Linked DNA regions of Homo sapiens: region 1 is linked to region 2. The links are chromatin loops, found by intact Hi-C in ENCODE. Cell type or tissue: prostate gland. All regions are shown on one strand. Links, peaks and the distances in the headings refer to the core of each region. The heading gives the core; the rest is flanking DNA.

Region 1 (5,389 bases), core at 67-5,066, 880 kb after region 2:
TTCCTCCCAAGACCTCTGTGTCCAAAATCTCACCATAATTCACACCAATTGCCTCTGATCCTCACTGCAGAGCTCTCTGATGAAAGGCCCCAGCTCCTGTCGAAATCAAACAGAAGAAAGTGTCAGATCTCTTCTTCAAGACTCTATGAACCTCAGAAACCATTCTCTCCCCAACAGTCTGCCAACCTGCTGCATGCTGAAGTTAATTAGGTATGGACATGTGGATTAGCTGGTGATATAAGCAGAGAAGAGTTGAGGCCCATTTAAGCCCCCACCCTCCCTGAATCCTAACTAGGAGGTTAGGTTTAGATGGTTGAATTTAAAGGGCCTGAGAGACATCCTAGTGGAGATTTTGAGTAGGAAATTAGATGTACTAGGTTTTATTCGCTGAATGTTTGCATCCCCTCAAAATTCATGTGTTGAAGCCCTAATCCCCAAAGTGATGGTATTTGAAGATGGAACTTTTGGAGATAATAAGGTCAGGAGGGAGACTCCATTAAGGGGTTAGTGCCCTTATAAGAAAAGATACTATAGAGCTTTCTCTCTCTCTCTCTCTTTCTCTCTCCCATGTGAGGATACGGTGAGAAGGCAGCCATTGACAAGCCAGGAGGCAGGCCCTCACCAGACACAGGATCTTCTGGTACCTTGATCTCAGGCTTCCCAGCAGCCATAACTGCAAGAAATAAGTGATTGTTGTTCAAGACACCCAGTCTGTGGTATTTGTTATAGCAGCCCACACTGACTAAGACATTAGGACTCAGTTGAGGGATCTAAACTTGAGAAAATTCATAATAATTGAAGTCATAGATTCATCTACAGAGTACAGCATAGAGTAAGAAGAAGAGACCCTGGATTTGGCTTTGAGGAATACCAATGTTTAAAAATCCAATCCAATAAGAGCCTGTTGCTTAAAATAGGATGTCAAGAAAGAACAGCCAGAATGTGAGGAAAAATGAAAGCATGATGAGTTACAGAAGCCAGGGAAGATAAACCGAAAATGTGCATCAGATTTAATAACACAGTGCATACAGGTGACCTTACCAAGAATGGTTTCAAGGACCCAAAAAGAGTGAAAACAGATAATAAATTTAAACAACTTCAAATATTTTATAGAAATTTATGTCTTAGATAAGCTATGATTAGAGGCTACATAAAATCACAAGTCAAGTAAGTCATAAATGGGTTATTAAAACTGGAGCCAGAAGTTTGGCATGTCATTTAGCTCTTTTCCTTTCCAATTGCTCATATATTTAATTATCTCAAGCATGACCCTATGATGTACATTAGCTTTGTCCAATTTTTTTCTAAATTTGGGACTTTGGATAGAATGACTTGGGCAAAAATATGATTTGATTATTTGGCTATTTTTAGTTGGACAAAGTAATCAATTTTAAGAGCTTTGTTTATTCTCATTTTCTCCCTTTAAGCTCTTTTATTTCCTCACCATCTCAATAAACCTCCTTGTGTTTATGGTTAAGGGAATGAGTCACTCCCACAGAAGTGGGTGCTGAAAGATTTCACATTGTTTTTCTCTACACAGCACTAAAACAACCAACAAATTTCAGGCAGTTTATTGGAACAGTTGGTCAACACAGAGATAAAATTCATCAAACCAGTCATATGTAGACTCATGCAAGTCATTTGAATAAAAGAATAACCAGTCAGAATGGTTCAAGAAGATGGCACTGCTTCCTCTAAAAGGATAACACTCTAGGCCAGGCACGGTGGCTCATGCCTGTAGTCCCAGCACTTTGAGAGGCTGAGGCGGGCAGATCGTGAGGTCAGGAGATCGAGACCATCCTGGTTAACACAGTGAAACCCCGTCTCCACTAAAAATACAAAAATTAGCCAGGCGTGGTGGCGGGCGCCTGTGGTCCCAGCTACTTGGGAGGCTGAGGCAGGAGAATGGCGTGAACCTGGAAGGCGGAGCTTGCAGGGAGCCGAGATCGGGCCACTTCACTCCAGCCTGGGGGACAGAGCGAGACTCCGTCTCAAAAAAAAAAAAATTAAAAAAAAATAAAAAAAAAACGATAACACTCTAGTATTCAAAGAAAAGCAACAACTGAAGTTTCATAATATTCAGAGAATAACATAGGCCCAGTATTTGGAGATTAATCAGTCTAACAGATAGACTCTAATGTCTTCTTTTTCCAGTGAAATTAAAATATGCAGCTCTATGTGGGTGTTGAATTTATTTTGCTGAAGTTTCTGACAGAAATTATATTTATTTAATACTTTAGAATAATAATAATCACAGACCCAAGTCTTTATTTCATGTTTCTCAATGGAAGCACATCAACACTGTAGGAATGTCAGAAAGCAAAAAGAAAAAACATTTTCACAGGGAGGAAAGTCATTCAGTGCTAGTAACAATATTTTAATGAATAATGATAGACCAGCACCATTGCTTTGTCTACTGGGTTTTCACATAATGGTACTAACAACAGCAATAGTGAGCAAAGAAGGGTGACTGTGCTGCTGCAGAGGCTTGCCTGGAGATGAGTCCAGGAAAGGTAAAACCAACTCTGCAAGATGACAGGATTGACTTAGCACCAATTTGAGAATAAAAAGTGCAAGTAGCTAAGCTTTGAGCTCTCCATCAGAAGCACAGGTTTTGTCTGAACCACTAAAGAAATTGGTGATCTTTTACTGTGTCTGTATGCCATCAAAAAAGGAGTTTTAGAAATGTATATTATGAAATTGGATAGTAGTATGTGAAAGCAGAATGGAATCAAATGATAGGAGTCACTTGGAAATCAAGATGGCCAGAATGAGAGCCACTGGAGACCATTTGTTTTTCAGTACCCAGTAATTTGCTGAAGTAATGTTTTGAGGTATTTTCCAGCTCTCTCACATTGCCTTCCCTGAGAAAGAAAAGTCTTGGACAAGGTTTGGGTCTCTGTGCCTGTGCTGGGACCTTAGGATCATCCAACTGTTTCTGATTGGTCTAAGTCTAGAGTCTATTGGATGCTGAAAAACAATGGAATTCTCAAATTGAAGAGCTCAATTTAGAGGCACTGAGAAATCTTAGTCAGACGATGAGTACTTAAATTAAAGGAATACATGTATATTTCTATAGAAAAGAACATACAGAGGTAAGAGACTGGCACCTTGGTCATTTGCTACTGATGAGTCGGGAGAGAGATTCCTTCTGCAGAGAAAAGCAATGGGATGGACATACGGAGAGAAACAAAACTAAAGAACTTGTGGCCACAAACAGAGACAGACACAAAAGATCCCCAATGGCTTTTTTATTTCAGGTCCAATGTATTTCCATAAGATGCCATTTTAGTTTTCATTATATTCCTGTTAGTTTTTCTTGATTAGAACATTACCTTGTGACAAAAACAACACTAATAGCTACCATTTATTTACTTAATGTTTACCATATCCCTATGCATTTACATGAAATGTTTCATTTAACTCCCTCAACATCATTATTATTACCCATTTATAGGTGAGACAGCTGTGGCATTGGTCCAATTAGTAAGTGAATGAATGAAGATTCAATGCCAGTGGTCTGATTCTAAGGTTAACCCTCTTAATCACTAGCTGTGTGCTTCTGTGAATCTCAAGTTTCATTTTCATCTATAATGTGGGAATAATGATACCGACCATACAAGTTACACAGATTCAATGTGATAATATATGTAAAGGCATTTAGTAAATTTTGTAATTCTACATGTTAAGATCTTGTTTTGCTTCGGTTTATTCCAGGTTTAACAATTCATTTACTTTTACCATTCACCTGTTAAGCCATCTCTCCAAAAGTTTTACAGATATTTATTAAGCACGTATATGCAGTATATTGAAATGTGATGTAGACACATTTGAGGCACTTATCATAGGCATATATAATGGAGAAGATAACTATGTATGTCTTATTCATCACCAACATTACTATTCTTCCAGATTTAAGATGATGATGATGATAATGATGAATACACTCATTACCAATTCAGAGTTGTAACAATATGGGTTCCATTTATCACACACTATTAAAATTGTTGAAGTTTAAATTTCACGGTGATATGATAAATGTCTAGAAGTACTAGCTTTTGAAATGATGCCAAAATATTACCATTCCTGTAGTGCGTTGGAACTAATTAGTATATGTGAAACTACACAATTAAAAAGATATTCTTTGTTTTGATTTGCCTAAGTTTTAGCTTTAATTTTATAGCTGCTCTGCCAGAAAAAAACTGCACTGAAAGATATTTCTTTCCAATAAGTTTGTAGTTTATTTTCCTCAAAGCTGTTTTAAAAGCATAGAATCTGAGCAAAGAGAAATGGATTAGTGTGATGACTCTTTGAAAGTCCTGATATACCATTCTGGGGATGAGAGTGCTCATGACCCAGTATTTCATATCCATGGTCAGTACTGAATAAACACTAAAAATCATTTTTCCTTGGAAACTACCATTTCTAGGTCCCATGCTGCTCCTATCCCTTCTGACAACACATTCTTTTTATAGTTACAATTTTGTTGACTTAGTTATACCACATGTAGTTAGAGCATATCCTGGTGGTGTTTCCTCGCAACTATATTAAAAGCCTATATGCTAGTCTCCCTGATAGAATCTGGTTTGCAAAGGTCCTCCACCACACACTCACGGTTAACCTAAGTTACTATTATGACTCCATAGATATACTATTTAGAAATGTATAACCCAGGCAAAACTGTCCTCAGCTTTGACCCACCAATGAATATATCAGCTAGAATGTTTTTGGTTACAAGAAAAAGGAAAATTCAAACTATTTTAACAATAGAGAGAATTATTGCTTCGTGTAAGCTGTAGCCTAGTTTTCAGGCACAGTGTGTTTCAGACATTAACCATGTTTTTCTGCTATATCTTCATTTATGTGCTTATGTGCTTCTCTGTTAGCTGGCTTCATCCTTAGACTGGCTTCCTTTATGGTTAACAAAGGGCTACAGCAGATCCAGGTCTCACCTCTGCAAAACATACAGTTCAGAACAATTCCTTTATAACAAAAGTCTTGACCATTTGTTGTGAGGTTGAATTGTGTTGGCCTTGGATTCCTGAACATTCATGAGCCAATCATTGTGGTCCCAAAGGGGTTGAGACAATATTGATCAGGCTACTGTTATTCTGCTCACCCCTGGAAAAGGAAGTGAGAGTCAAGGCTACAAAAATTACAATGGTGGGTGCAGGTGTAATCATTGTTGGGAAGACAGCTACAGTCTAGTCTTTGGTTATACCACATTCATTTATGTCATGTTTCTGTACATATGCTTTCAAAAAATGTATTATATAAATTGCATGAACCCCCTCCAAAAACACAGACAAGTCAAATTCTCACCTAGTGAATCCATAACTAGACATAACAGTAATCCTAGACTCCGGGAGTCTAGTCATCTAGGATTACT
Region 2 (5,389 bases), core at 85-5,084:
ATGAAATTTCCTATTTTTGCTAAAAAGTTCACATTTTCATTTGGAATAAAATTCACGAATTAAAAAAAACAGAATTTAATAAAAATTAATGGTTAGTTTGTTATGTTTTAGGTGCCGAACAAAGTCCCATCCAAAAAAAAAATTATTTGGCTTTGGTTCCTTGGCAAGTGGCTGTGACTCAATTGTTCTCCTTCGATCTCCTACCCTTACTACTGTACTTCGTTTTGGAGGGGGTGGAGGGGGAGAGTATTAACAACATTGGCTTCAGTCTGGCTGAGTCTTTTTTGGCCATCTGTTTTAACTACACCTGAGAAAGGCAACCTTAGGCTTGTTTGCCTTTTCCAGGATATGTAAATATTGAAAAATAAAAGTGATGGAATCTAAGTACGGAACCCTGTTTCTGTTCCACACCTGCACACTCATCAGCTGTGCAACTCTAGTCAAGACACTTCTTGAAACCTTGGTTTCTTTTTTCTTTTCTTTTTCTTTCCTTTCCTTTTCCTTTTTCCTTTCCTTTCCTTCCTTTGCTTTTCTTTTTTCTTTTTTTTTTTCTTTTTGAGACAGAGCCTTGCTCTGTCACCCAGGCTGAGTAGAGTGGCATGGTCTTGGCTCATTGCAGCATCCAGCTCCCAGGCTCAAGCAATCCTCCCACCTCAGCCTCCCAAGTAGCTGCTACAGGCATGCATCACCACACCCAGCTAACTTTTTGTATTTTTTGTAGAGATGGGGTTTTATCATGTTGCCCAGGCTGGTGTCAAACTCCTGGACTTAAGCCACAGGAGGCCACCCATTTTGGCCTCTCAAAGTGCTGGGGGTTACAGGTATGAGCCACCACACTTGGCTGAAACCTTGGTCTCTTAACCTGTAAATGCCAACTTTACTAACTGTTTTACTTGCCCAACTTCCATGTTTGGTTGGGAGGAACAAATAAGATAAAAGATGTAAAATTGTATAGAACTATAAAGCACAAAATAAAGGTAAATAATTATAATTAGAAATATTTTCAGTTATTAACACATTACTTTGTCTTGCAGTTTTTAAAATGATAGCTTTTGGAGAATTTTTAGAATTATTATTTCTAACTGGTTTACAACATTTATATCTGTTGTGCCCAGGCTTTTATTATATCTTTTCTTACACTTCTGGCCCCTCTCAGACTGCCAGCCTCTCAGAAGTTATCTTTATCTTTATTTCCCCAAATTTCTCCTATCAGTTCCTTCCATTCTGCTGGCAGGCTAAGAAAATCTGTTTCTGGGTTTAGACACTGATGTTACCTTTCTGCAGTTCAGCTTCATTAGTTATTGTGGGGTCAACAAGTGGATTTTCTTCAATGGATTTCCAGGCACATCATGCACTCTGGGCTGATTGTGGGGTTCATGCTGACTGTGAGCCCAGTTTTCCACCACCTCACGGGGCCATGGCCTGGACCTGTGAATGTGGAGGCAGTGCTGGCCCAAGGAGGCCTTTTTGATGACCGTGAGTGAACAAAATCTAGACAAACTCTTGATCAGGTCCTCTCCTTTTTTGTCAGGCTTGAATTGGCTTGATCAGCAAGAACATACTGTAAAAACATGACGGAATTAAGGTAAAGGGAACTGCCCATTTTCCTACTTCTCCCTGGTTGTGTCACTGTGTGTACAGCCTGTAAGGTTGATCAGGCAGGGGTGACTCAGGCGTCTGGGCTCTGCCCTTGTGGAGACAACATGGCTTGTCAGTCCTGCTCAGCATCATTAGGAAGAGGGCTGACCTCCGGGAACTTTGCTGTGAAATTTCCTATCAGTGTCACTTGGTAAGAATTCACAGAACAGTAATTCTCAGAAGAAGACCTGTCAATAACTGTCCATCAAAGTGAGACTCATGCGTGGCAGCCAAGCTTCATAGACAAAGGTGGATCAGGAAGTCATTGTTACCATAAGGAAGGAAAAAAGGAAAGGCAAATTAACATTTTCTGAATGTGTGATGTGTGCCAAACACTTACGTAGGTCCTCCCAGCCTGTTATTTGTTTGGGTTATATTCAGCATCTCAGCACTCAATTATACCTTGTCTTGTTTGGTTCTTTGATTTATCTCATGGGGTGAGGAAGACAGGGACTTTTTTTTTTTTTTTTTTTTTAAGCTGCAACTCTTTTGTTTTCCTTGTAGGACTCTGTAGGGACAAGGCACATGAACCTGCGGTAGGAATTTAGCAAACCCCGAGGACAAGGTGAAGGAAACGTGACTATTGCTTAGGCAAAGTGCAGGACTTGGAACATATAGAGCATGTTTATGTTACTATCCAGGCAGGAGGACCTCAAAGAGTTGTTGCTTCCTTTTGTGAAGCTGTCAATGGTAGTAGAAATCTCTGGAGCATTCAGGAAAGGCTTCTACAGGGAAGACTTTTAAAATCTTAGCTTCTTTAACTATCTTTGCCATGTTTGGGATAGAAATGATAACTCTTTTTCATTGTGTTCTTTTGAAGCTCCTATTCTGGAGAATGAGAAACTAGGAGTTTTATTTCCTATCCCTCCATGGTGTGGTGACCCATGTCTGGTCAATTTTTAGTTTCCAAAATCTTTCCATTTTGACACAGTTAGAGGGCACCAATGCAGCTATTTTTAGATTTTCTCAAGGTGGGGAGTCTCAGTGACATGCATGCATACCTGTGTGCTATTTGTGTTACATGTATGTTTAATTTATTTCTCTGGAAAACTCTGCACAGGCCCAACTAGGTACCATAAATCTATTCCAAAATGTCATAGTTTGGGTTAAGTTCAGGGCTATTAGACTCTAAGGACTGTGCTAGATCAATTAGACTGTCTATTCATTCCTTCTGTACCAACCCAACCAGAAGTGCATTGTGATTTTAAAATGTACTCTGTTTTTCAATATTCTCCTGGTTTCCTGGCTACATCGTTGGTGCTCTGGGGAGCAATAGTGAGCAGTAATGACTAGCATTAACCTTCTGGGCAGTAACTAACTGGGAAGAACCTGGGGAATTCTGTGAAGGCTCATTTCAAGCAGGATGAGACCCAAAGATACCTGGAAAAGAACTTTTAGAAACATTTCAGAATTGAATTGCAAAGCTCAATATTAACCAAGCCAAAATCCACTTGAACTTGGAAACTGTCAAAGCATGCAATAGCCAAAAGGTGGCACTCCTTATCCACTGTTCATTTTGTTCCAAAGTAAGGTCATCTCCACGTGTTTTTCTGTTCCTTCTATTAGTTGTTTCATAATAAAATATTATACCCTCATCCTCTCCTGGTAAAACATAGCAATAAAACAGACCTCATTATCTGGATCGATATGTGTTTTGATATATACCAGTTCTTATCCCTCCGGATGGACAATGTATAAGATAAATTGTATTTTCAGTAGAGTTTGGCTTATAGTTCTGTGTGCATCTATAGACTATGCCATATAACCAAACACCTTTACTGTAAAATCATCTCTGACCAGATCCAAGGTTTTAATTTGTCTCTAGAGTTTGCCTCTCTCAATTTCATAAACTGTGAAAACACAGCTGGAGCAATTTACAGACTGTGGAAAAACTCTTGAGTATTTTTGCTGAGGTACTAATTCAAGGATCATGCTTTGTTATTTCCTGTTTCATTGTTGTTTGTAAAACTAGTTAATGGGCAATGGGCTGTTTCAAATTTGTCTAGTCCCTCAATACTGTTGCATGCACCTCCTGTCGGGGCATAGCATGAATTGGGTGCAAGCGTGACAGCAAAATGGCATTGATTTGAGCAGACACACATCACTGAGAATGAAATCATAGCAAACATTTGGAAAGAGCTAGGCTTGTACTCTTTGAGCTACATGAATGTGGTCCCTGAGGCTTTTAAAAAATCAAATCCTACTCTGTTATAATTTCCCACCAACCCAGAATATTTTTGAGATATACCTTCAGGATCAGCACTATCAAGTAAGGGAAAGTCTTTACTGTCTCCTGGCTATTGGTCCTTAGAAACAAAGACATAAAACATGATGGAGAGAAAATGCCAGCACTGAGTAAAGATATAAAGCAGGACGATTAGCTTCACTGACGCCCCACTAACCTACAATCTGGAAATCTAGAAACCTCAGTCATTTAGAAAACAAACATAACATCATACATAAGTTAAAAGAGTTTCTGAGCAGCATAGAAAATTGTTATAAAGTGCAAGCACCTTTCTCCACAGGAATAAAGCTTCTAGGCATTTTGTAACTTTAATGCCTGATATAATACAAGATAAGGGCTCAATAAATATTTGTGGAATGAATGGATGATGAATGGAGAGAAGCAGAACCTGAGAGAAACAAGCTTACTGAGGCTGATGTTAGGAAGGGACCATCTAGTGTAGGGAAAAATTGCTTTACACTCCTCAGTGCTGTCTCTGAAGGCATCATCACTACAGCACAATTAAATGATTGAGGCTTTCCCTGTAAACTTGATATACTGCTAAAACATGAAATTATATTTAGAGTGCCCTGGTCCTTGAAATGTATGTAATAAAATGATTAAGATTAAAAACAACTCATGCTGTTAAAAGAACATGTTTGAATTGCTTACTTTGAACATCCACTGCTTGCCAAGAACTGAACTTGATTCTAGCATAGAATGGTAAACAAGTTATCTGAAGTGTTGCCTTAGATTGCATATTTTATATCTTTATGATACTAAATAAGACATTAGTACATTTTATTATATACATATGAAGAACAAAGGCACTTGAACACAACAGATCTAAAATACTTACAGCTCTAGTTCAAGTCCTCGGTAAAGTAGTGATCAGTGGAAAACATTCAGTACTACAGCAAGATTGATTTATCAAATGGATTTTCCTGTATTGACAAACTGTGATGCAACTTTCTTAGTGGATGACAGATTAGATGAAGAAATCAGGTAAAGTGCTGAGAAGCTACAGTTTTCATCTCTTACCAGAACAGAATTGCATTATGAAAATTATCTTATTTGTCAGGTAGCTCACCCAATATTCTGGCTTCTAGTACTCTCTAGGTTGGGTTGGAAAAGCTCATGTTTGATGTGTGAAGGGTCACTGTTTGGAGTAGAGAAGTGAGATGAATTTAGTCCCCTTACCCAAAATGTTTTTTCACCATGCTTTGGGAAACGTCTCTGGGAAGGTTCGGCTGGTGTAGGTTTGAACTCAAGTTTAGTAATTTGTTTTACCTCTCTAAACACTTTAAAGCGTTTTTTTACCTCTTGCATAGAAATGAGACCTCGACCATTGTTCCTATTTAATTCTTCAACATGCTCAACCATCAATTCCCAGTCACCTTAGTGAGAGTCTTACCGTAGTGTTCTTTATTATTTCCTTTGTATTTCAAGGATAAAGTCACTTAAAGAGTTTGCATATTCAACTTCAGCCCGCACAAAATCACAGAGCAGGACTGGGACACTGGGACT

What was found. Peaks named below come from ENCODE experiments on the same cell type or tissue, not always from the same donor. Only the 100,000 strongest peaks of a DNase experiment are listed, where the experiment ranks them.
Region 1: it touches region 2 in a loop (3-fold over the local background); 4 of 110 quality-filtered maps call a loop at or near these places.

Annotation. Positions count from the first base shown.
Region 1 is chr1:218,682,551-218,687,939 of GRCh38, reverse strand. No RefSeq gene overlaps it. Among named protein-coding and RNA genes, the nearest start is that of LINC02869, 180 kb to the right of the region's middle. In prostate gland, for the core only: no CTCF peak of the experiment used is centred there; no DNase peak of the experiment used is centred there.
Region 2 is chr1:219,565,283-219,570,671 of GRCh38, reverse strand. No RefSeq gene overlaps it. Among named protein-coding and RNA genes, the nearest start is that of LYPLAL1-AS1, 11 kb to the right of the region's middle. In prostate gland, for the core only: a CTCF peak has its summit at 3,139 (motif pointing right); no DNase peak of the experiment used is centred there; H3K27ac peaks cover 730 bases.